Linked DNA regions of Homo sapiens: regions 1, 3, 4 and 5 are each linked to region 2. The links are chromatin contacts, found by Hi-C or POLR2A ChIA-PET in ENCODE. All regions are on one chromosome and are shown on one strand. Each heading gives the region's core, a stretch centred on a gene start or an enhancer-like site at or near the end of the contact. The rest is flanking DNA. Distances are from core to core; before and after follow the strand shown.

Region 1 (4,375 bases), core at 1,173-3,672, 320 kb before region 2:
TGCACCCGGGAGAGGCATGGCTGCTCCTCACCCTCCACCGCTGTGTGCCCGGCCAGGATGCATCCCAGAGCTGAAAAATGGCCCAGTTTTTTAAGAGGTGCTAGAAATTTGGGCTTTAGAAATACCACGATAAGGCCAGGTGTGATGGTTCACACCTGTAATGCCAACTCTTTGGGAGGCCGAGACAGGAGGACTGCTTGAGCCCAGGAGTTTGGGGCTGCAGTGAGGAAGAAACGCGCCACTCACTGCACTCTAGCCTGGGCGGCAGAGTAAGACCATCTCTCAAAAAAAAAAAAAAAAAAAAAAAAAAAAGAGAACAAAAAAACCAAACCCCGCAGGACTAATGTCGCCCCCTGGAGGCTGCGGTGAGAATGTACATGTGACCCAGGACAGGTCCCGGCACCGGCACGGACCTCCGCTGTTTAGCAGGGGTAATTTCGCCCCCTGGAGGCTGCCGTGAGAATGTCATGAGAGGTGCTCCCGCAGCACTTAGCCTGGGCCTGGCCCAGGGGGAGCTCTGGTAAAAGGCGGCTGAGTTTTCTTCCACCCCCTTCCCAAGTTGCCCTCGTGGTCCAGCCGCCTGGATCGGGAAGACAAAGGCCTCTGGAGGGAGGTCGGGGCTGCTTGTTGCCCATCCAGAGGAATCTTGGATGGTGGGATTTGGGCATGGTCTTGGCAAGGTCTTTCTCCCAGTGTCAAGGCTCGGGGGGATGCCTGTGTGCCTCTCCCGACGGCTCCCTCCCTCCCTGGTTCAGGTGTGGAAGTACCCCAAGGTGTGGGAGGGCTTCATCAAGTGCTGCCAGCGCACAAAGCCCCAGAGCTTCCAGGTCATCCTGCAGCTGCCGCCCCAGCAGCTGGGAGCCGTCTTTGACAAGTGCCCAGAGCTCCGGGAGCCCCTGCTGGCCCATGTCCGCTCCTTCACCCCCCACCAGGTACCCCTTCCCCCCACCAGGTACCCTTTCCCCCCACCCAGGGTGTGCGGTGGGCGGCCCCCTGGGTCCCTCTGGTTGGTGGGGACTGGATGGAGGCGGACACAAGAAGGCCCTGCACTGCTGGGAGTTCTGGAGGGTTAGGGCCCCCGGACCTGAGGTGTGCAAATGGGGTCTCTGTGCCAGAGCTGCCCCCAGCGCCCCCTTCCTGCTCTCCACCCAGCAAGCTCACATCCCTAACTCCATCATGACCATCTTGGAGGCCAGCGGCAAGCAGGAGCCAGAGGCCAAGGAGGCGCCTGCGGGGCCCTTGGAGGAGGTGAGGGCCCTGCAGCCCACCCATCTGGATCCCCAGACTCCCACCCCCTACCCCAAGCCAGCAAGGCTCACCATGGCCTCCTCCTGACCCCGAGAGACTCAGGCCACCCCTGCCTCTGGGCCACCCGTCTCCCAGGGGATGCTCCTGCTGGGAGTTGGGGGTCTGGGGGACAACTGCCCCTTCCTCCCCATGCTCTTGGTGAAGAACTCAAAGACCACCTCAGGGTGGTTCCTTCTCTTTCCGGCCGTCCTCTGAGCCACCCACCTCTGAGCTTCTGTGTGGCCCTCCCTATCCCCAGGATGATCTGGAGCCCCTGACCTTGGCCCCGGCCCCAGCACCCCGGCCCCCTCAGGACCTCATCGGCCTGCGACTGGCCCAGGAGAAGGCCTTAAAGCGGCAGCTGGAGGAGGAACAGAAGCTGAAGCCGGGAGGAGTGGGAGCCCCCTCCTCTTCCTCCCCCTCTCCCTCTCCGTCGGCCCGGCCAGGCCCGCCCCCGTCTGAGGAAGCCATGGATTTCCGGGAGGAGGGGCCTGAGTGCGAGACCCCGGGCATCTTCATCAGCATGGATGACGACTCGGGGCTGACCGAGGCCGCGCTGTTGGACTCTAGTCTCGAGGGCCCCCTACCCAAGGTAGGGAGAGCAGCCTCCGCTGCGAAGGAAGAAGCCGGATCTGGGCCGGGGTGAAGGTGGGGGAGGAGGGGCCATCAGGGGGCAGGGCCTGAAGGGGAGCGTGGAGGTGACCGCGCCCTCCACCCGGCTGCCCTTTCCTTCCCCGGTCACCAGGAGACGGCAGCGGGCGGGCTGACCTTGAAGGAGGAGCGGAGCCCCCAGACCCTCGCACCTGTTGGAGAAGATGCTATGAAGACTCCCAGCCCGGCTGCCGAGGACGCCAGGGAACCCGAGGCCAAGGGGAACAGCTGACGGGGCTCGAGGGGGAAAGGGGGTGGGACAGGGACTCGGGGCTGGGGGACGGGGCGGGGCTTGACCTGCGGGTGCTTTGCCTTAAAAAGAAATAAAAGATGTGAACTTGGGCAAGTTACTGAAAAGAAAAAAAAAAAGGGATGGCGGGCCTGGGGCGCGGGTGCCGTCTCGAGTCTGGCGCGACGTCCACCGTGGGGCTGCGCGGGATCGGGAGTGCGCGCCCAGAGCCTGCGCGGAACCCACCCTGGCCCGCTCCCCGCGCCCTCCACGGGTAACGGCCCCCTCTCTCGGTGCTCAGAAACCGGCGGTGTCGACAGGTGGCTCTCGCTTGGCCTCCTTGTCTGCAAGCCTTTCTCCTAGAGATCTGTGCCTCCTGGCGAACCATGGGAGACCTGCCGCCCTACCCTGAGCGCCCTGCCCAGCAGCCTCCGGGCCGGAGGACTTCTCAGGCCTCCCAGAGGCGGCACAGTCGGGACCAAGCTCAGGCCCTGGCAGCGGACCCCGAGGAGAGGCAGCAGATACCTCCAGACGCCCAGCGAAACGCCCCTGGTTGGTCACAGAGGGGCAGCCTGTCCCAACAGGAGAACTTGCTGATGCCCCAGGTCTTCCAGGCTGAGGAAGCCCGGCTGGGTGGCATGGAGTACCCATCTGTGAACACGGGCTTTCCCTCAGAGTTCCAGCCTCAGCCTTACTCTGATGAAAGCAGGATGCAGGTCGCCGAGCTCACCACCAGCCTAATGCTGCAGCGGCTCCAGCAGGGCCAAAGCAGCCTGTTCCAGCAACTGGACCCCACCTTCCAGGAGCCCCCAGTCAACCCCTTGGGCCAGTTCAACCTCTACCAGACAGACCAGTTCTCTGAAGGTGCCCAGCACGGGCCTTACATAAGGGATGACCCTGCCCTTCAGTTCTTGCCCTCTGAGCTGGGCTTCCCACACTACAGTGCCCAGGTGCCTGAGCCCGAGCCTCTGGAGCTGGCCGTGCAGAACGCCAAGGCCTACCTGCTGCAGACCAGCATCAATTGCGACCTCAGCCTGTGAGCAGGGGCTAGGAGTGGGGCGGGTGGGGGACCCAGGCAGGGAGGGGCCCCACCCGAAGTGCCTGCCTCAGTCAGTCAGACAAGGGATCATCCCTCATGGAAAACCAGTGACTCTAATTCAGCTGAGTCGGAATCAATGCCAACAACAGCTAGCATTCACTTCCCAGACATGTGCTGGCACTGCACACACTCACCTAATTCTCACCGGAGATGAGCACATCAGCTCATCCTACTTTACAGAGGAGGAGACCGAGACACAGAGAAGTTGGGTCGCTTACCCAAAACTACACAGCTAGGATATGGCAGAGTCAGGATTCCAGAACACGTGATTTGGCTCCCCAAGCCCTCTTGCTTTTTTTTTCCCCCAGACATAGTCTCACCCTGTCACCCAGGCTGGAGCACAGTGGCGTGGTCTTGGCTTAGGGCAACCTCTCCTTCCCAAGTTCAAGTGATTCTTCTGCTTCAGCCTCCCGAGTAGTTGGGGTTACAGGCGCGCTCCACTTCACCCAGCTAATTTTTGTATTTTTAGTAGAGGCAAGATTTCACCATGTTGCCCAGGCTAGTCTCAAACTCGACCTCAAGTGATCCGCCCATCTCAGCCTCCCAAAGTGCTAGGATTGCAGGCATGAACCACCGTGCCCAGCCCTCCTGAGACCCTCTTATCCTGCAACTAAACCTCCCTGCCTGAGGAAGATACTTGCCAAAGCCACTTAGCTACAGTCACAAAACACTGCTCTCAGCCTCCATTAGATACCCAGGATGCTCTCATTCTAGGAGAGTGGACAAGAAACAGAAAAAGTGATAAACTGAAGCTAAGGACTCAGGTGAAAAATAAGGGAGGCTAAGAGGGCTAGGGAACACATGAAATAGTGGGGGTCCAACCAGGTGCGGTGGCTCACGCCTGTTATCCCAGCACTTGAGGAGGCCAAGACGGGCGGATCACCTGAGGTCAGGAGTTCGAGACCAGCCTTGCCAACATGGCGAAACCCTGTCTCTACTAAAAAATACAAAAATTATCAGGGCATGGTAGCATGGGCCTGTAATCCCAGCTCCTCGGGAGGTTGAGGCAGGAGAATCACTTGAACCCGGGCGGCAGAGGTTGCAGTGAGCCGAGATCGTGCCACTGCACTCCAGCCTGGGCAACAGAGCGAGACTCCATCTCAAAAAAA
Region 2 (4,480 bases), core at 1,791-4,290:
GGCCCCCAGAGTCTGCTCACCAGCGATTCTGCAGCCCAGGGCTGCGTCCAGTGCTAGCTCCCTCCTGATCGCCTCCTCAGAAGGCCTAGGGGCCCCAGGGAAGCAGACCAGGATGCAGGTCATGTTGTCCAGGCTGCCCTGAAGCCGGTGGAGAAAAAGGAGCCCGGTGGGGGAGAGTCCAAGGCAGAGCTTCCCAACAATCCCCAGGTTCAAGTCCCCCACTTCATTCTACTTATGCCCATTTCTTTCGCGTCCCACCCACCTGCCAATCCTCTCTTACTGGGACCAAACCCGGTCCTAGGCGCTCCCAATTGAGAGAACAATGCCTTTTCCCTAAAGCTCCGCCCGCTCTGATGTTTACCTGCTCTTCCACCTTCCAGCACTAATCAATACTTCCGGCCCGGCTCCTACGACCCAGAATCGCCCCTTTCCAAAAGACCACGCCCTTTCTCTTAAGTCCCTTCCACTAACTCTCCCGTGCCTCAAAGCATCCCTCAGGCTCCGCCCCTGTATTTTGGCCCTGCCCACTTCAGGCCACGCCCTTCGCTTGAGTCCTATCCCCTCCTTTGCTAGCTTTACTCTTGCCTCTCTATCAAAGCCCTCCTCCCCAAAACCCCGAGGCTCTCTCCCTCTGCTGCACCAAGCCCCAAAGGTACCACGCCACGCCCCCAGGACCTTGCACAGACACGTGTCCAACAGCTGCGCGCAGAGAAGCTCTGGGGCCAGGCCCAAGCGGAGGCGTGAAGCCACCAGTCCCGCCAGGGCAGCACCAGACACAGTGTCCCAGACGCCATCAGAGGCCAGGAGCATGAACTCGTCCTCAGCCTGGCGTGCCAGTGCGGCCACCTCTGGCTCCGCAGAAACGAGCTGTAGCTCGGGGGGCCTCCCCGGAGCCTCCTTGTAGGTAAAGTCGCCCAACGCTCGCGACACGGCCAGAGAGCCCTCGACGCGGCGGCGGCGGATGGTGCCGCCAGCGGCGTGGATGCGCTCGCGTTCCCGGGGTCGAAGGGGCCGGTGGTCCTCTGTGCTGAAGGCCACGGCGCCAGCGCGGCTCAGCACCGCGCGGGAGTCACCGCAGTGCGCCAGGTACAGAAACCGCGGGGAGACCAGCAACACCACGGCCGTGCAGCCGCCCGTTTCCACGCGGGGCCAGAGGGAGCGCAGGCGCTCGTCGGCGCTCAAGAAGGCTCGGCGCAGCGCCTCGCGCACGCCCTCGGGCTCGCTAGGCTCCGGGCCCAGCTCCTGGAGCACATGGCCTGGCAAATGGCGTGCACCGAAGCGGGCAGCTCGAGCCCCACCGTGGCCGTCGAGGACGGCAAACAAGGCCCAGCCCGGGGGCAGACCAGGTAACGAAAGCCAAGTGCAGTGAGCATCCTCCATGCGCGCGCGCCAGCCTTGCGCTGCGCTCGCCCCGAAGCGCAGGCCCCCAGACGCCTCGGCACCCCCGTGCGGCCGCTGGGCGCGGCGCGGCGCTGTCAACAGAGACCGAGGCCCTTCGGGGGCCCTGCGCCCCGCCTCCTCCTCCTCCTCTTCCTCCCTCCCCTCCTTCTCCCTCTCCTTTTTCTTGCAAGCGGTCCAGAGGAGACGCTGCAGCTGGCGGGCCAGGACCGCCATCCTTCAGCCCTGGGATCAGGAAGGCTCCACCCTGTACACCTGCCCGCCCCCTCCATTAATCCCCTCCGCTGTGAGATTTTAAACCATCTAAATCTCCTTCCTGTCCTTTGACCTGCTCTTTAGGCGGGTCACTAGAAGGAATTACACTTCTGGGTCTCCTGTTTCCTGCACCTACAAAGCGGGGTTTGGGATCTGAATCAGGAAAAAAAAAGAAAAAAGATAATACTGTACCAGTGGCAAACTATTACATAGTACTAATGTGTCACACACTGTTATACATCATCATCTCCAGTTTACATATGGAAGAAGAAACAGAGTCACAGAAGTAACCGGTGTTCCAGGGAAACTAATTCTAGAATCTGTGTTCTCAACACAACACTCAGTCCAAGCTCCTCCCACCTCAGTGGTACAGCCCCCAGCCTCAAAACCTGTAAATACCATACTTGGCCGGGCGCGGTGGCTCACGCCTATAACCCCAGCACTTAGGGAGGCCGAGGCAGGCGGATCGCTTAAGCCCAGGAGTTTGAGACCAGCCTGGGAAACATAGCGAGACCCCGTCTCTACAAAAATTAACATTTAGCCAGGCGCGGTGGAACACACCTGTGATCCCAGCTACTCAGGAGGCTTAGGTGGGAGGATCACCTGAGCCCGGGAGGTCGAGGCTGCAGTGAGCCGTGATCGTATCACTGCACTCCAGCCTGGGCAACAGAGCGAGACCCTGTCTCAAAAAGATATATATATATATATATATATATATATATATATATATATATACATATTTTTTTTTTCTTTACTGTTTTTAGTTCGACCCCTCCCCTCTGGGGCTTCGCTTATTTTCTCTTCCAGGCCCCGCCCATCCAGGATTCAGGCACACAGCTCCAGACCCTTCTAATTTTCGCAGACCTGGAATCGCCTGGAATCCGACCCCACCCAGTTATATTTGAATAATTCCCTGTTGCTTTAGCCCTGCCCACGTTTGAGCTCCTCCGCGTGCCCCAAAAGTTTCTGAATCGTTTCATTCGGCCCCCTTTCTCGCTCCCTCTGCAAATCTAGGCTCGGACCCTACCTCAGAGCATTAGAATCTTTCCACCCCCTCCTCAATGGCACCCCGAGCACCACCCCAACCCACCCAGGGATCCACGCTCTCATCCTCTCTGCCGTGGCTCGTTCACCATCCTCTCCCAAGTCCCTCGCCAGACTCCAGGCCTCCTTCCCTCTTCCCCTAAAGGCTGCGCCCTCTGCGATCTAGGCCCCGCCCTTCAGGCCGCTTTCCCCTCCTTCCTGGCTCCGTAGCCCACCCTCTTGGTTCCGCCCCTTTAGTAAGAAGGCCACGCCCCTCCGCCTGATCCTCGGCGTTTCCCCGCCCCTCACCCTCCCTCTGGTACCGCCCCGCCCGTCTTCTGGCCCCGCCCCCGGCCGCGCGCTGCAGTGCCTTCCCCACCTCGGCCCCGCCCGCCCCCGCCGAGCCGAGCACCAGGGCGGCGGCGGCGGCGGCGGCGGCGGCGGCGGCTGGAGCAGCCCGGGAGGAGGAGGCGGCGAGAATGGCAGCGGCGTCGTGGGCGCGGCGGAGATGAGCGCCCGCGACCCCGGGCCCAGGGCGGCACAGCCGGAGTGGGCGGGGGTCCCGATGCAGGCCCGAGGGGGGCCATGGGGCAGGTCCTGCCGGTCTTCGCCCACTGCAGTGAGTAGAGGAAGACTGGGGCCTGGTGTGGGCCCCAGAGGTTCAGGTGGGGTACTCCCCGGTGTCCCCTCGGCGCTTGCCCGCAGGAGAGCCGGGATGGGGGGAGGAGGCATAGGAGACAAAGGAAGCTCTCCCCTCCCCCGCGCTCTGGCGGCGACGGGGGTAGCCTGACCCGGAGGACCTGGACGAAACAGGGCGGAGGTGAGGGGGCACTGAGACAGCAGGCGGGGGGCGCGCTGCGCTCTGGGACGTACCGCCCGGCCCCGCCCGGGAGCGAGGACGCGCGCGGGGAGCTGTCCCCTGGCTCTGGTGCTGGCCGCAGCTGGCGGGGAGGGGGTTGAACGGAGGGTAGAGCCAGGATGGAAAACAGGGGTCTGGCTCCCAATCACTTGCCTTCGCATCCCATCCCCGTTTTCTGTCCAAGAGGCAGCCCCGACCTCGCCCAAACTGTCCAACCCTGTCCCGGGAAAACAGCCATCCGTGGTTTGGGGGCAAGGACTCATGGGTTCTTAGCGGTCTTTACCACTGGTTAATGGTAATCCTGGGGAAGACCCACACCATTCCAGGCCTCCTATTCCCCAGCTGAGGAAACGAGGTGAGGGCACAGGGCGTCAGATTTCAATTTCCAAACCGCATTGAGCATCATCTATGTGCAAAGCTCTGAACTAGCTCTAAGGGGCTGGATTCCCAGCTGAAAACGCCTAGCCTCACAATCTCTGAGCTCACAGCTATAACAGTCCATGTCTACCGTTCTCTGTCCCACACATGGGGGTTCTGACAGCTGGGGATTTCAACACCCTTAGATCTAGCCATTTCCATGTCTCGCGTGTCCAGATGCCAAAATTCTAAGAATTGGTGATTTCAGCATTTTCGAGTATCATCCCAACATTCTATGATCTTGTCGTTAACTTCAGATTACAAAGGGAGGACCACCTCGTCTGTCTCTCCCCACCGCCCTTACCTCTCTGTTCTCACCTCCCACTCCTCTCCTCCTCAGTCACTCTTCTCCAGTCATATCTTCGCACCTCTCAGTTCCTCAGATGCCAAGCATGGTGCCTGGCTCAGGGCCTTTGCACTGGCTTTCTTCTCTACCTGGAAGACGTCCCTGAACATCTGCATGGCTTCCTCACTTCCTTCAGATCTCTGCTCAAACGTCATCTTATCAGAGAAGCCTTCTTGACCACC
Region 3 (4,986 bases), core at 2,437-4,936, 410 kb before region 2:
TCGCCAGGCACAGTGGCTCATGCCTATAATCCTAGCACTTTGGGAGGACAAGGCAGGTGGATCATCTGAGGTCAGGTGTTTGAGACCAGCCTGGCCAACACGGGTGAAATCCCATCTCTACTAAAAAAAAAACAAAAATTAGCCAAGTGTGGTGGCGTGCCCCTGTAGTCCCAGGTACTCAGGAGGCTGAGACAGGAGAATCGCTTGAACCAGGGAGGCAGAGGTTGCTGTGAGCCGAGATCGCACCATTGCTCTCCAGCCTGGGCGACAAGAGCAAAACTCCATCAAGAAAAGAAAAGAGGCAAGACAAGAAAGAAAATGTGGCCCTAGAAAGCCTTCCCTGACCCACCCTCACCCCAGGAGTCTTGCCCTCTGACTTCCTGCATCCAGCTTCCAGCTACCCACATCTGTGGAGCTCCATACCCCACTGCTGTGGCTCTCCACCTCCCACCGCCTCGTGAACCCAGAGCCAGGTTTAGACTCAACTCTCTGCCTGGACTGCCATGGAGGCAGCAGCTCCCTGAATGCAGCTCCCCGAATGCCTTCCCGGGGTCCCCAGTGCATTTGTTTCCTGTGGCTGCCATGACAAGGTACCGCAAACTGGGTGGTTTAAAACGAGAAACGTGGCTAGGCACGGTGGCTCACACCTGTAATCCTAGCACTTTGGGAGGCCGAGACAGGCGGATCACCTGAGGTAAGGAGTTCAAGACCAGCCTGGCCAACACTGTGAAACCCCGTCTCTACTAAAAATACAAAAATTAGCTGGGCATGGTGGCATGCGCCTGTAATCCCAGTTACCCGGGAGACTGAGGCAGGAGAATCACTGGAATCCGGGAGGCAGAGGCTGCAGCGAGCCGAGATCGTGCCACTGTACTCCAGCCTGGGCAACAGAGCAAGACTCCATTTCAAAAAAAAAAAAAAAACAGAGAGAGAGAAACGTATTGTCTCCCAGATTCACCAGGCTGAAAATCCGAAATCAAGGCATGGGCGTGGCCTCACTCCGGACAAGGCTCCAGCGGGTGATCTTTCCTGGCTTCTTCCAGCTTCTGATAGCACAGGGCCTTCCTGGGCTTGTGGCTGCGTCACCCCCGTCTCCACTTCTGTCACCATAGAATTGTCTTCCCTGTGTGTCTCCTCTTCTTATAAAGACACCGGGAATGAGGAATGACGGGTCCACCCTACACTGGTATGGCTACCTCTCAACGAATTCCCTCTCCAAGGACCCTATTTCCAAATAAGGTCACATTCTGAAGCACTGGGGGATCAGGACTTCAGCCTCTCTTTTTGGGGGAAACAGTTCAACCTGTTGGTCACTTTACACTCACGTATCTTTTTTTGATTGTGTTTTTTTTGTTGTTGTTCTTATTTTTTTAATTTAATTTTTTTTTGAGGCAGAGTCTCACGCTGTCCCCCAGGCTGGAATGCAGTGGCGCAGTCTCAGCTCACTGCAAGCTCAGCCTCCCGGGTTCATGCCATTCTCCTGCCTCAGCCTCCCGAGTAGCTGGGACTTCAGGCGCCTGCCACCACTCCCGGCTAATTTTTTGTATTTTTAGTAGAGACGGGGTTTCACCATGTTAGTCAGGATGGTCTCAATCTCCTGACCTCGTGATCCACCTGCCTCGGCCTCCCAAAGTGCTGGGATTACAGGAATGAGCCACTGCGCCCGGCCTTTTTTTTAATTTTTTTGAGACAGAGTCTCACTCTGTCGCCCAGGCTGGAGTGCAGTGGTGAGATCTCGGTTCCCTGCAATCTGTGCCTCCTAGGCTCAAGAGATTCTCCTGCCTCAGCCTCCCGAGTAGCTAGGATTACAGGCACATGGCACAACACCCAGCTATTTTTTTTTTTTTTGAATTTTTAATAGAGACAGGGTTCCACCATGTTGGCCAGGCTGGTCTCGAACTCCTGACCTCAGATGATCCACCTGTCTCAGCCTCCCAAAGTGTTGGGATTACAGGCGTGAGCCACTGCACCCAGCCTTACATTCACCACATCTTACCTGACCCCACACCCCCAAGTGAGAACCTGGGCCAGAGACTTGGGTTTCACCTAGACATCTTCCTTTCCCTCGCTAGCGCGACACTCACCATGCTTTCCATATATTCTCTCAAATGTCTCTCCGTGTCCCCCTTGACACTGTCCCTGTCTTAGTTTAGTCTCCCCTCGCTTTCCTAATCCTTTTCTTACCCCTGCTCATGACTTTTTTTGACTCTACCCAGTAGTCTTGCTCCCTCCCACCCACCCTCCACACAGCAGGCAGAGGGGCCTTTTTTTTCTCTCTCTCTTCTTTTGAGACAGGGTCTTACTCTGTTGCCCAAGCTGGAGAGCAGTGGCCTGATCATAGCTCACTGCAGCCTGCAACTCCTGGGCTCAAGCGATCCTCCCGCCTCAGCCTCCCAAGTAGCTGGGACTACAGGCATGTATTTTTTTTTTTTTTTTTTTTGAGACGGAGTCTCACTCTGTCGTCCAGGTGGAGTGCAGTGGTGCAATCTCAGCTCACTGCAACCTCTGCCTCCCGGGGTTAAGCGATTCTCGTGCCTCAGCCTCCCGAGTAGCTGGGATTACAGGCATGCACCACCATGCCCAGCTAGTTTTTGTATTTTCAGTAGAGATGGGGTTTCACTGTGTTGGCCAGGCTTGTCTCGAACCCCTGACCTCAGGTAATCCGCCCGCCTTGGCTTCCCAAAGTGCTGGGATTACAGGCGTGAGCTCCACCGCGCCCGGCCCAGGCTACGGATTTTAGCTTTTATGTTCATTGTACCAGGAACTGTGTAAGTGCTCATGTATATTTATTGAGTCGATGAATGAAGCACCAATTGTCGAATGACCTTGAGGACTCCTGCAGGATGCTAACGAACACACTTCTCAGCCGGACTGAGCTCCATCATCCTGCCATGCGGCTCACCCCACCTGCGTTCTGGCTTCATTCCTGTCTCCATGCACTTGCTTAAAGTCGTGCCGGCGTCAGGATCTCCCTTCCTACCAGCCAGGAAGCTCTTCCCTCTTATTTTCCCCGCTCCTCGAGGTAAAGGTGCGCACAGAGGGGCCCCCAAGGCGTGACTGGAAGGCTTGTGGGTCGCTATGGTTACTGCATCCGCCCGGGGCGGGACATCCCCAGGACGCCCAGCCTCTAGGGGTGCGAGGTGGGAAGCTCTGGAGCGGCCCAGCGCAGGGGCGGGCAAGCCAGGAGGCAAAGCGGTTTCCTCACGCCTCCACCCCACCCACACAGTTGTCAAGGAGACAAAGCGCTTCCCTTCAGCGCTGTCTCCCTCCCCTTTGGTTAGAGGGCAGGGTGGGCTGGAAGACTGTCCGAAAGGTTGGGTACTGGCGCGCTCCCAGCATCTCTCCCATCCAAGCTCGCAACGCCTGCGCCGAGACCCGGTACCGGGTACAACCCGAGGCACGCGCATGCGCGCGATGGAGTTTTTGCGCGTGCGCCGTTGTGGCCCCAGGAAGCTGGGGTACCCGCGCGGCGCTAACGTTGCGGCTGCGCAGTTGCGGCCTGCTGGTGGGGCTCGGCGGAGCGCAGTTCTGCGCCTGCGCTGTGCTGGGGTAGGTGGGAATGAAACCCTGGCGGTAAGGGCATTGGGGCCGACTGGCCCTGGGCGCGCCTGCGCCTTGGCATGCGGGGCGGCCGGAGGCGGGGCCGAAAGAGGGGAGGGAGGGAGGCGGGGGGTGGGAACAGGCCGCAGAAGCCCGAGCCCTGACCCACCGGCGGCTGCGGCGGAGCCGGTGAGTGACCCGTGGCCCGACTCGGTCCCCACCCTCCGCGACCTTCGCTCTCCCTGCCGTCCCCCGTAGCCTCCGTTGTCTCCTTGTGATACGGGACCCCCGTTATTTCCAGAGCTCCCCTTAATTTCTGGCAATCCCCAGAGCCCCCACAATCCTCGCAGACCCTGATCCCTAATATTTGATCGTTCCAGCTCTTCCAGTGATACAGGAGCTCCCACCTCACCATTATTCCTGGACATCCCTCTAAGGGCCCTTCTCATATCGGTCTTACAGACGCCCCGTTGCCCCCTAGAGCCCCTAGAGCGCCTCCTCTGCTCCAGATTCCCCCCTTCTTGCTGCATCCCCCCTTCCGCATCTCCTTATCTTCATGCATCTAAGACCCCCCCGAGGCACCCCCATCCTCCCTCCATTTCCTATCCTCCCGTGCCCCCATTCTCTAACTCCTGCAGACACCTCCTCTCCTCGCACTTTTCCTCCTTTCCTTCCATCCCTCCAGACCCTCCCCCAATTTCTATCAACTCTTCAGCGTGGCACTTCGCGCCGCGCGAAGTCCGAGCCAAGCGCTCAGCCGGTGTCAGCTACTCTTAGGCGCTTCCGACTTACCCGGGTGCCCGTCGCCCCCGCCCGCCCCCCGCCCCCACTCCTGCCCCCGGGGACTAAGGAGCTCTCGGCCCGGCGGTCTGGGAGAGGCGGCGGCGGGGGGACCCCGAACCCCAGCCAGCCCCGTGCGCCCTTTGCCCGCAGCGCCGGCGCCCCCCATGCGCCAGACGGCAGGACGGCGGCGTCGGGGGGCGCCATGGCCTCGGCGGCGGCGGGCGAAGCGGAGGAAACCACCCGGTTGCGCAAGCCGCGCTTCTCATTCGAAGAGAACCAGATCCTGATCCGCGAGGTGCGCGCCCACTACCCGCAGCTCTACGGCGCGCAGAGCCGTCGGGTGAGCGTGGCAGAGCGGCGGCGCGTGTGGGACGGCATCGCCGCCAAGATCAACGGTATCACCAGCTGGAAGCGCACGGGCCAGGAGGTGCAGAAGCGCTGGAACGACTTCAAGCGCCGCACCAAGGAGAAGCTCGCTCGCGTGCCGCACTCCACGCAGGGCGCCGGGCCCGCCGCGGAGGACGCTTTCTCCGCGGAAGAGGAGACCATTTTTGCCATCCTGGGGCCAGGTGTGGCGGCGCCGGGGGCAGGTGCTGGGGCGGAGGAGCCCCCTGCGGCCCCCTCTTCACAGCCGCCGCCCCCAAGCGCCTGCCCTCAGCGCTA
Region 4 (4,742 bases), core at 1-2,500, 420 kb after region 2:
CAGCTACGCAGGAGGCTGAGGCAGGAGAATCCCTTGAACCAGGGAGACGGAGGTTGCAGTGAGCGGAGATCACGCCTCTGCACCCCAGCCTGGGCCACAGAGTGAGACTCTGTTTCAAAAAAAAAAAAAAAAAAATCATTTCCTTGGTGCAAGCTGGAGGGTGGAGGAAGAGGGAGCAAACTCTGGTCCTCACCCGTGCCCCATGTAGAAAGGCAGACTGTGGAGCCAAGGTGTGACCTGATAAGAAACTGGTTTAAGAAAGATCACACAGGGTGTGCCCAGGAGGGTAGAGGCAGGCGTTATCCATTGTCCCTGGTGACCTGGCCCCAGAGGCCTTTATCCTTTCAGTCTCCAAGGCAAGGATTTCCGAAGGTTTCAGGGAAAAATGCCCAAGCCCATCCCCCACGACTTGAAAAACTAGTCTGTTAGATTCAAGAGCCCAACACTTAGGTCAATGGCAGGGGCAGGGGTTTCACAGACCTCCCTCCTGGTGGCCCCGGTGCTCCAGAGAGGAGATCAGCTCAGTGGACAAACATTTGGCCAACTCTTCACAATTGCCAGGGTGTGGAACCAGCTGAGTTGTCAACAGAGAAGCCGCCAGACCTAATTAATTAACCAAGGTGTTGACGTGTCCACAGACACACACACACATACAGACATCATCGGCTGCTGAATCTTGATGCAAATTAGCTAAATGGGGCCACCCGAGAGGGTCAGAACCCCAAGCACAGAATCTCTCCCCTCCCCTTCTCCCCTGGGGCCGGTCAGTTTCCTTTCAATTCCGCCCTGACCACCCATTGCTCTCCTTTTCTTATACTAAGTAGGTCCTCCCGGCCCCCAGGCGTCCACTCCCCACACCGCCCTGGGCGTTCGGACTGGACCTTCTTCCCACCTCCAGGCTCAGACTGAGCGAGCGATTCCGCTCCAGGTAAAGCGGGATGACTGCCACCGATGCTTCTGTTATCGTGGCCATTTATTATTTTCCGGAGGGGAAGTTTTTCTCCTTCTCCCTTCTCCTCACCCCACCCGCGTGGGGCATTCCCGCTGCCGGCGATCGGGATCAAACAGTCCCTGATAGGAGCGTCTGGGGACCAGAACGTCCCTCCAGCCGGCGCTGCAGGCGCGGTCCTACCTCTTTCCGTCACTCAGGGCGTTGCACTGGGGTGAGCGTCCAGAGCTGGGGCCGGGGAGAGGGAACCTGCTGGCGACCCCCCACCACCTTGTACTCACCGAGGTCCGCGGCTACTGGTGTCCCCACTTCCGCCGGCGCCCCCGCTGCAGAGGCCCGGGCAGGCCGCAAGCCGCGGAGCCTGGGTTCCGCCCGCGCCGCCGCCACTGCCCCACGTGGTCGCGGGCTGGCTCGCAGGCTTGGAAGCCAGCACAGCCCGGGTCGCCACCTGGCCCGCGGCTTTGCGGGGCACTTGGGACCGATCTTCCTGCCTGCGAGTTGGGGGCGTCTGGGATGCCCATTTTAGGCAGGAAGAAACTGAGGTTCAGAGAGGGGAAGACTTCCTCCCTGCTGGGTTAAGGGCAGAGCTCGGTCTTTGCATCCCCATCCCCCTACACATACCCACTCCTAACCCCTTGCTTCCAGTGGGAACCCCCGCTCCTCTACAGGAAACCTGGAGATCATGGTTTCAGATGCCGCATACTAAGAAAGTAGCTGGGCTGGATCAGAGGCGGTCATTTTGTCCTCCAGCTCTCCCTGCAGTCCCATTTTACAAAGGGGGAAACTGAGGCCTTGAATGGGGAATATGAACCTCCCTATTCCAGGCCCAGTCAGAATTCACTTTCTCCTTGCGGGGTCCTCTTTACGCAGGGATCCTGTGGGCCTTTGCTTTCCACTAGATCACCAAGGCCTAGTGCCAGGTACACAATTTGGTGCTCTGCAAATATCTGTTGAAAGAATATCATCAGACACATAGTAGGTGCGCAATAAATATTTGTTGACTTAACTATGAACGAGTAGGGGTTGTATTTATGAACAAGACAGACTCCCATCCTGCCTCCTAGAACCTACGTTCTAGTGGGGGTAGAAGGGACAGAATAGGGTAAAATGAGCAAATATGTAAACAAGATCCTTCAGGGTTTGATCAAAGTGATGTATAAAGAATAAAATAGGCCGGGCACGGTGGCTCACGCCTGTAATTCCAGCACTTTGGGAGGCTGAGGCGGGTGGATCACCTGAGGTCAGGAGTTCGAGACCAGCCTGGCCAACATGGTGAAACCCTGTCTCTACTAAAAATAGAAAAATTAGCCGGGCATCTGTAATCCCAGCTACTCCGGAGGCTCAGGCAGGAGAATCACTTGAACCCGGGAGGCGGAGGTTGCAGTGAGCTGAGGTCGTGCCACTGCACTCCAGCCTGGGCAACAAGAGTGAAACTCCATCTCAAAAAAAAAAAAAAAAAAAAAGAGTAAAATAAGGGCAATGGGATAGTGGGTGGCTGGGTTGCCATGGAACTTAAAATTGGGTGGTCTGAGGCTGAGTGCAGTGTCTCACACCTGTAATCTCAGCACTTTGGGATGCTGAAGCAGGAGGAGCGCTTCAAGCCAAGAGTTTCAGACCAACCAGGGCAACAAAGCGAGTCCCTGTCTCTATTTAAAAATAATTTTTTTTGAAAAATTAAAAATTACAAAAAAAAAAAGGGTGATCAGAGGAGGCGGCAGTGAAGAAGAAACCACCTCAGATAACCCTCTAGTTCCAACCTGCCCTACCTCCTTTGACAGATGGAGAAAGTGAGATCCAAGAGGGAACTGGGGACAGATGGAGGTCATGGAGTGTAATTTGCAAGGCCTTCAGCAGGGTGGGGCTACTTTAGATACTGTTGGTCAGGGCCCTCTGCTCTCAGGAGGACAATGGAACCCAGACCTGAATAACAATGTGCAGAACTCCAAGAGATCAGCATCTGAAATCAGCATCTGGGCTGAGGACAGCTGGGGGAGGACAGGTTCTTGCCCTGACCTCAGGGGGCTTGCATTGGGTGGGGGAGAGGACAGTCCACAAGCCGTTCTATACTGTCGTGCAGTCGGTGCCAGGAAGAAAAGAATACTCATCAGGGATTGAGGGTGGGGCAGGGTGTCGATGCCACTTCAAACAGTGAGCAGACAGAACTGCTTAGGGGAGGGAAGTTCAAGGAGGCGGAGTGGAGGCAGGTGAGCTGCTTGGCTATTTGGTTTTAATGGCGACTTCTGGTCTAGGAACAGAGTCGATGTGTATGATTACAGTCCTCCTCTGCTCAAAACCCTCCTAAGGCTCCGGTCTCAGGAAAACCAAAAGACCTTAAAGCGATCAAAAGATTGCTTGGATCTGCCCCCATATTTTCACTGAACTCAATCCCCAACCCGTATTGCCTCTCCCTTTCCTTGTAATTCCTCAATGCCCAGGCCCACTGGCTGGGCTTCCTTCCCTCCAGCCTCAGCTCCACCATGCCCTTTCCCATCATAGGGGAGAAAATTGAATCCCTCAACCCCAGTAACCCTCTCCGCCTTTCCAGCTTTCTTTTGCTCCATGGCACTGGTCATCATGAAGGGCCATCTATATTTTACGTAATTATGTTTATAGTGTCTTCCCCCACCGTCTGAACTCCGTGCAAACAAAGATTATCTTCTGTTTATTCCCTCCTGTATTCTCAGGGCTTCAAACAGAGCCTGGCGCACAGGAGGCACTCAGTGAATGCTTGCAAAATGAATTTTTATTGTAATGCATTTAATGAAATAGCCCAGATTACTATCAGGCACCTAATAAGAAACGTGACCGACTATTTTTCTCGCTTGGGGGTGCGTGTGGGCATGCCGTGTCTCAGTTTCACCCGCCCTAAAACGGGATCAGGGATAGCTGTTTCAATGCCTTGTGGGAACTCGGTGTGATTAAATTTGGTCACTAAGCCAAACGCACGGGACACTGCCTAGATTGAGTTAGGCCGCCGTCAGGGCCCCAGCAGGGCGGCTCGGTCCCCTCCCATGAGCCCCGCCCTGGTAGGCGGAGCCACGGGCCCGGCCAGCACGTGTAAGAGTTCGCGGCGGGTCGCCGCAGTCACTCACCTGAGCGCGCACGGTCCGCGCGTCCTCCGCTCGTGCGTCCTCCGCCCGCCCGCCTGCCTGCCTGCCCGCCCGCTCGCTCGCCCGGCCCGCGACTCATGTCCCGCCGCAAGGCCGGCAGCGCGCCCCGCCGAGTAGAGCCCGCGCCCGCCGCCAACCCAGACGACGAGATGGAAATGCAGGACCTCGTCATCGAACTCAAGCCCGAGCCAGACGCGCAGCCCCAACAGGCCCCAAGGCTGGGGCCCTTCTCCCCGAAGGAGGTGTCCTCGGCGGGGCGGTTCGGCGGCGAACCCCACCACTCCCCTGGCCCCATGCCCGCCGGGGCCGCCCTCCTCGCCCTCGGCCCGCGGAACCCGTGGACCCTGTGGACGCCGTTGACCCCGAACTATCCCGGTGAGCACCCCGGGCCCTGGGCCCAGCCTCCCTTACCTTTGACCCTCGGGTGGGACCCTTCCCTTTGGGCATGGGCCCCTCGCCCTGCCTTATCTCCTTCGCCCCGTCCTGCCCCTCAGGCCCCCTTCTGACCTTCGGTTTCCCCTCTCCTTCAGCACCCTCAGCCCCCATCCTGGCCCCACCCCACGCTCACCACCCGCTTCCTCCCTGCAGACCGCCAGCCCTGGACCGACAAACACCCAGATCTGTTGACCTGCGGCCGCTGCCTGCAGACCTTCCCGTTGGAGGCCATCACTGCCTTCATGGAC
Region 5 (4,973 bases), core at 1,186-3,685, 500 kb after region 2:
AAAAACCCACACACACACCAAAAATGAACCACTGTTATAGACTGTCTAGTAATAATAATTATTATCGTTATTATTATTATACCACTAACAGTTAACACTTACTGAACCCTTACTGTGTGCCAGATACTGCTTGGAAAGTGTACCTGTATCAATTCATTGAATACTCTCAATTTCCCTGAAAGAGAGGCACTGTTATTCTGTCCATCTTACAGATGAGGAAAACTGAGGCCTGAACTGGGGAACTGACTTGCAGACATTCACACAGGGAGGGGCGATGACAGCAGTATGTAAACCCCAGCTCCAAAGCCCAGGATGGCAGTGATTACCTTCTACTAAGCCACAGTGAATCTCTAAAGAAGCCTTTGCGCATGGATAGGTGGTAAGATTTACCTGTCACGCTTTTTTTTTTTTTTTTTTTTTTTTTGAGTCGGAGTCTCGCTCTGTCTCCCAGGCTGGAGTGCAGTGGTGCGATCTCGGCTCACTGCAAGCTCCGCCTCCCAGGTTCACGCCATTCTCCTGCCTCAGCCTCCCGAGTAGCTGGGACTACAGGAGCCCGCCACCACGCCCGGCTAATTTTGTTTTTGTATTTTCAGTAGAGACGGGGTTTCACCGTGTTAGCCAGGATGGTCTCGATCTCCTGACCTCGTGATCCGTCCGCCTCGGCCTCCCAAAGTGCTGGGACTACAGGCGTGAGCCACCGCGCCCGGCCACCTGTCACGCTCTTAACAGTCCAAGAGGTAAGAAAACCTAGGGGGCCCATCTCAACTGGCAGGGAGGGATGCACCCTGTCAGGAGAAAGCTGAGGTGGACCTCGTGAACCCCCAAACAGAGACATCTCTGTGGAGTCCTCCCAACCTCATCCTGCATGAGCGAGTGGGCAGGAACTGTGGAGGGCTGCTCACCTGTGCTCCTGGAAACGGCGAGCGAGAGTGAGGAGAGGTCGGGGGACCCTGCAGAGAAGGAGAAACGTCTCAGGAGGTGATGGGGGGCAGCCAGAGGACCAGAGAATATCCCAAGGAAGCCCCACCCCTTCCTCTTCTAGCCCTTCCCCTCTGGATCAGGCCCCTCGCCCTGACTGCCCCCCTGCGTCTGGCCAGGCTTACCAGCTAAATCATGGACAGGTCCTGGCCTTTAGTTTCTGTGGTTCGCCCCACCCTTCATCACACTCAGGGCCCGCTCCTTTTCTCCCTTAAAGTTGGGCCTGGAGGGGACCCCATCTCAATCTCAGTTTAAAAAGTCCCCATCCCGCTGGGCACAAGGGCTCACACCTGTAATCCCAGCACTTTGAGAGGCCGAGGCGTGCGGATCACCTGAGGTCAGAAGTTCGAGGCCAGTCTGACCAGCATGGTGAAACCCCGTCTCTAGTAAAACTACAAAAATTAGCCGGGTGTGGTGGCGGGCACCTGTAATTCCAGCTACTCGGGGGGCTGAGGCAGGAGAACTGCTTGAGCCCGGGAGGCAGAGGTTGCAGTGAGCCTAGATCGTGCCACTGCACTCCAGCCTGGGCGACAGAGCGAGACTCCATCTCAAAAGAAAAAAACAAAAAACAAACAAAAAAAAACATCCTCCTGTCAGGGTCAGACCACTTTTAATTTTTTCAATGTCAAGGCTCCGCTTCTCCGTCTGGAGGCAAGCCCCACCCCCTCCTCATTCTCTGTGTCGGGCCCCGCCCTGCTTTTTTGGGTAACAGGCCCTTCCCCTCCACTCGGCCAGAGTCAGGCCCCGCCCCTTCCCCTTCTTTCGGCCAACTCAGGCCCCGCCCCCTTCCTGCCCTCACGGCCAGGCCCCGCCCCCTCACCCCTCAGCGTAGGGCCCTGCTTCCTTTTTTGAGTCAGGCCCGGCCCTCTTCTCATAGTCCGGGTCGGATCCCGCCCCTCTTCTCCCTCTCTGGGCCCGGCCCCGCCCCGATACCGCCCAAGAGCAGCTTTCGCTCCGCCTTCTCTGAGTCAGGCCACGCCCCCTTCTTTGCCTCAGGGTCAGGCCCCGCCCCCTCTCACTCTACAGCGGGACGCCTCGCTCGAACCTCGGGCCGTACCCCCTCATCACCCTCTGCCTTCTTCCTACGCCCTAATACAGTGTCTCAGGAACCCTCACTCTGCCCCCGCGAAACCCTTAGACTCCCATAGGAACCCCCAGACTACTCCGGGACCGCCAGAATCCCCGCATCTCCAGCCCCGCCCCAGACCCCTCTCCTGAACCCCAGCCCCGCTTACCTAAGGCCCCCAGCTCCGGCGCAGCCGGCGGTCTGGCGACGCGGCGACTCGGCATGGCCCGGCCAGTGGGGACGGACGGCCCAGAGGCTGGCCCAGACCGAAGCATGCACGCGGGCCGGCCGGGCGGCCGGGAGGCACGGTCTGGTGGACGATCGCGGGTCGGACGAGCGGCGCAAGGGCTGGGGCCGCAGGCCGGGCAGGACGCGCGGCGCCCGGGGCTGCGCGGGGCGCGGGGCCGGGCCGGGCGGGCGGCGGGCGGGGGCGGGGCGGCGGAATTCCCCGGCGCCGCCGGCCTGCGCGCCCATTGGTCTGCACCCCGCCGTGACGTCACGCCTGGGGAACGGGAAAACCCCCACGCGTCACGTGATCGCGGGGGCGGGGCCGGCCGGGAAAGGGAGGCTGGGCGCTCAGGAGGGGTTGGGCAGGCGTCGCTGCCCATTGCTCTGGACGAGACAACTGAGGCCTGCTTAGAGCCATCACGCCTTACCCATTGAGCAAGCCGGCAAACTGAGCCGCTCCCCGCTTTGGTCTCCCAGTGGGACTTGAACCTGCCGTTTCTCAGGCTGGAAGGGGAGCTTCAGGATCGAGAGGTTGGCAGGGCTCTACACCTGCCATCCATAATAATATTTCGGAAACCTCCAAGGTCTCGCTACACCTCAGTTTCCTCAACCGTAAATTGAGGATGAAGATATTTAAGGAACGTTTAAAGCTAGCGTGTCAGCTTCAGAATTTATGTTTTGTGCGTTGTTGTAACCCCAACGCCTAGACCAGCGCCTGGAACACCGTAGGTGCCCAATAAATGTTTATTGGAGGCCGGGCGCGGTGGTTCATGCCTGTAATCTCAGCACTTTGGGAGGCCGAGGCAGGCACATCACGAGGTCAGGATTTCGAGACCAGCCTGACCGACATGGTGAAATCCCATCTCTACTAAAAATACAAAAATTAGCTGGGCGTGTTGGTGTGCGCCTGTAATGCCAGCTACTCCGGAGGCTGAGGCAGGAGAATAGCTTGAACCTGGGAGGCGGAGGTTGCAGTGAGCTGAGATCGTGCCACTGCACTCCAGCCTGGGCAACAGAGCGAGACTCCCATCTCAAAAAAAAAAAAGTTTATTGGATGAATGCATGGATGTTTTATTTATTGGTTTGTTCCTCCCTGCAGCCCCTGAAAGTTACCCATAAATAGCCCAGACCACTTTGAGCTCAAAAGCTCAGTTATTCAGTCTGCGAATGGCAGCAGTGTAGCCTCCGTATACATCCTGAGCTGTGTGCCTAAACCCTGAGCTCATCCCTATCACCAGCGCCAGAAGCATATGATAGGATTATTGCAGAAGGGACTCAGGCTGAAAGAGGGGCAGCCATTTGGCTAGATCACATTCCTAAGCCTCTCATATTCCTGAGAACGACTAGGTGATCTATTAGGTTCTAAGTTGGATGCCAGGCGCTCTCAGACCACAGATGCAGGGTTTGTTGTCTTTCCTTTGCTTGTATAAAATTTGGGTGTTCTGGCTAGGCACGGTGGCTCACACCTGTAACCCCAATACTTTGGGAGGCCGAGGCAGGAGGATTGCTTGAGCCTGGGAGGTTGAGGCTGCAGTGAGCTGTGATGACGCTATTGCACTCCAGCCTGGGTGACAGAGTGAGACCTTGTCTCAAAAAGAAAAAGAAATAACTCTGTAAGTTGAATGTTCACAACAATTGTGTGAAGTATATGGTGTTATTGATCCCCACATAGCAGATGAGAAAACTGAAACCCGGCAAAATTAATTTCTCCAAGGTCACACAAATTAATAGACACAAATATTTAAAACACAAAATTCTTAGAACAGGGCCTGGCACATGTGGGTGCTATATACAAATGTGAACTTTTTTTTTTTTTTTGAGGCAGGGTGTCACTCTGTCACCGAGGTTGGAGTGCAGTGGCAGGAACATGGTTCACCACAGCCTCAACCTCCTGGACTAAGGGGATCCTCTCACCTCAGCCTCCAGAGTAGCTGGGACTACAGGCACACACCACCGCATCCGGCTAATGTTTTCTTTTCTTTTCTTTCTTTTTTTTTTTGAGAGATGGAGTCTCGCTCTGTCACCCAGGCTGCAGTGCAGTGGTGCGATCTCAGCTCACTGCAATCTCTGCCTCCCGGGTTCAAGCGATTCTCCTGCCTCAGCTTCCCAAGTAGCTGGGACTACAGGCATGAGCCACTGCGCCCAGCCTGTTTTCTATTTTTGTAGAGAGAGGATCTGTTGCTTAGGCTGAGCCAGTGCACCTGGCCAAAGGGCAACTAACTATTAACATCATTTTATTTAATACTCATGACCGTCCTATTATTAGACCCACTTTACAGACGGGAAACTGAAGCTCAGAGAGATGAAGTCAGTTGCCTGAGGCCACACAGCTGGTGAGCTGGGACCACAGGTGTGCGCCACCATGCCTGGCCTAATTTTTGTGTTTTTAGCAGAGATGAGGTTTCACCATGTTGCCCAAGCTGGTCTCAAACTCCTGGATTCAAGCGAGCTGCCTACCTCAGCCTCCCAAAGTGCTGGGACTACATTTCTTTCTTTCTTTTTTTTTTTTTTTTTTTAGTAGAGATGGGGTTTCACCATGTTGTCCAGGCTGGTCTTGAACTCCTGACCTCAGGTGATCCGCCTGTCTTGGCCTCCCAAAGTGCTGGGATTACAGTCGTGAGCCACTGTGCCCAGCCCTATTTCTTTCTTTTTTTTTTTTTGTTGAGATGGAGTCTTCCTCTGCCACCCAGGCTGGAGTGCA

What was found. A loop is a pair of places that touch in the nucleus more often than their neighbours do. ChIA-PET counts read pairs that join two places held with the same protein, here RNA polymerase II (POLR2A). Pooled maps may share reads with other maps.
Region 1: a pooled map shows a loop between it and region 2 (2.8-fold over the local background). The contact joins the promoter of RSPH6A here to the promoter of RTN2 in region 2. A Hi-C loop is called at or near these places in 1 of 168 maps with a recorded cell type or tissue (CD8-positive, alpha-beta T cell) and 1 of 50 pooled maps. POLR2A ChIA-PET finds 5 or more read pairs at or near these places in 1 of 52 experiments (WTC11).
Region 3: a loop to region 2 is called in a pooled map, with 8 times the contacts of the local background. The contact joins the promoter of MYPOP here to the promoter of RTN2 in region 2. A Hi-C loop is called at or near these places in 7 of 50 pooled maps. POLR2A ChIA-PET finds 5 or more read pairs at or near these places in 2 of 52 experiments (H1 and PC-9).
Region 4: a pooled map shows a loop between it and region 2 (4-fold over the local background). The contact joins the promoter of GEMIN7 here to the promoter of RTN2 in region 2. A Hi-C loop is called at or near these places in 3 of 37 single-sample maps with no recorded cell type and 9 of 50 pooled maps. POLR2A ChIA-PET finds 5 or more read pairs at or near these places in 2 of 52 experiments (HEK293T and WTC11).
Region 5: a map of CD8-positive, alpha-beta T cell shows a loop between it and region 2 (10-fold over the local background). The contact joins the promoter of RELB here to the promoter of RTN2 in region 2. A Hi-C loop is called at or near these places in 3 of 168 maps with a recorded cell type or tissue (CD8-positive, alpha-beta T cell, ascending aorta and naive thymus-derived CD4-positive, alpha-beta T cell), 2 of 37 single-sample maps with no recorded cell type and 13 of 50 pooled maps. POLR2A ChIA-PET finds 5 or more read pairs at or near these places in 2 of 52 experiments (activated B cell and activated T-cell).

Annotation. Positions count from the first base shown.
Region 1 is chr19:45,813,355-45,817,729 of GRCh38, reverse strand. RSPH6A (radial spoke head 6 homolog A) reads left to right here and starts at 2,422. Exons shown (of 6, transcript NM_030785.4): 1 at 2,422-3,203. The coding sequence starts at 2,554. SYMPK (symplekin scaffold protein) reads left to right here. Exons shown (of 27, transcript NM_004819.3): 24 at 756-932; 25 at 1,153-1,248; 26 at 1,547-1,879; 27 at 2,033-2,320. The coding sequence ends at 2,170. RefSeq lists a silencer at 429-518 and an enhancer at 679-748.
Region 2 is chr19:45,495,607-45,500,086 of GRCh38, reverse strand. It overlaps RTN2 (reticulon 2), which reads left to right and starts at 3,040. Exons shown (of 11, transcript NM_005619.5): 1 at 3,040-3,295. The coding sequence starts at 3,262. It overlaps PPM1N (protein phosphatase, Mg2+/Mn2+ dependent 1N (putative)), which reads right to left and starts at 1,644. Exons shown (of 5, transcript NM_001080401.2): 1 at 676-1,644; 2 at 21-138. The coding sequence starts at 1,614. RefSeq lists silencers at 1,347-1,416, 2,832-3,141.
Region 3 is chr19:45,901,313-45,906,298 of GRCh38, reverse strand. MYPOP (Myb related transcription factor, partner of profilin) reads left to right here and starts at 3,686. Exons shown (of 3, transcript NM_001012643.4): 1 at 3,686-3,729; 2 at 4,474-4,986. The coding sequence starts at 4,526. RefSeq lists silencers at 2,994-3,073, 3,634-3,683 and enhancers at 3,334-3,443, 3,874-3,923.
Region 4 is chr19:45,075,768-45,080,509 of GRCh38, reverse strand. It overlaps GEMIN7 (gem nuclear organelle associated protein 7), which reads right to left and starts at 1,250. Exons shown (of 3, transcript NM_024707.3): 1 at 1,133-1,250; 2 at 481-603. It overlaps ZNF296 (zinc finger protein 296), which reads left to right and starts at 4,032. Exons shown (of 3, transcript NM_145288.3): 1 at 4,032-4,434; 2 at 4,648-4,742. The coding sequence starts at 4,137. RefSeq lists an enhancer at 236-1,003 and silencers at 1,173-1,432, 3,836-4,245, 4,336-4,575.
Region 5 is chr19:44,998,926-45,003,898 of GRCh38, reverse strand. It overlaps RELB (RELB proto-oncogene, NF-kB subunit), which reads right to left and starts at 2,435. Exons shown (of 12, transcript NM_006509.4): 1 at 2,214-2,435; 2 at 903-950. The coding sequence starts at 2,319. RefSeq lists silencers at 1,602-1,881, 2,202-2,611.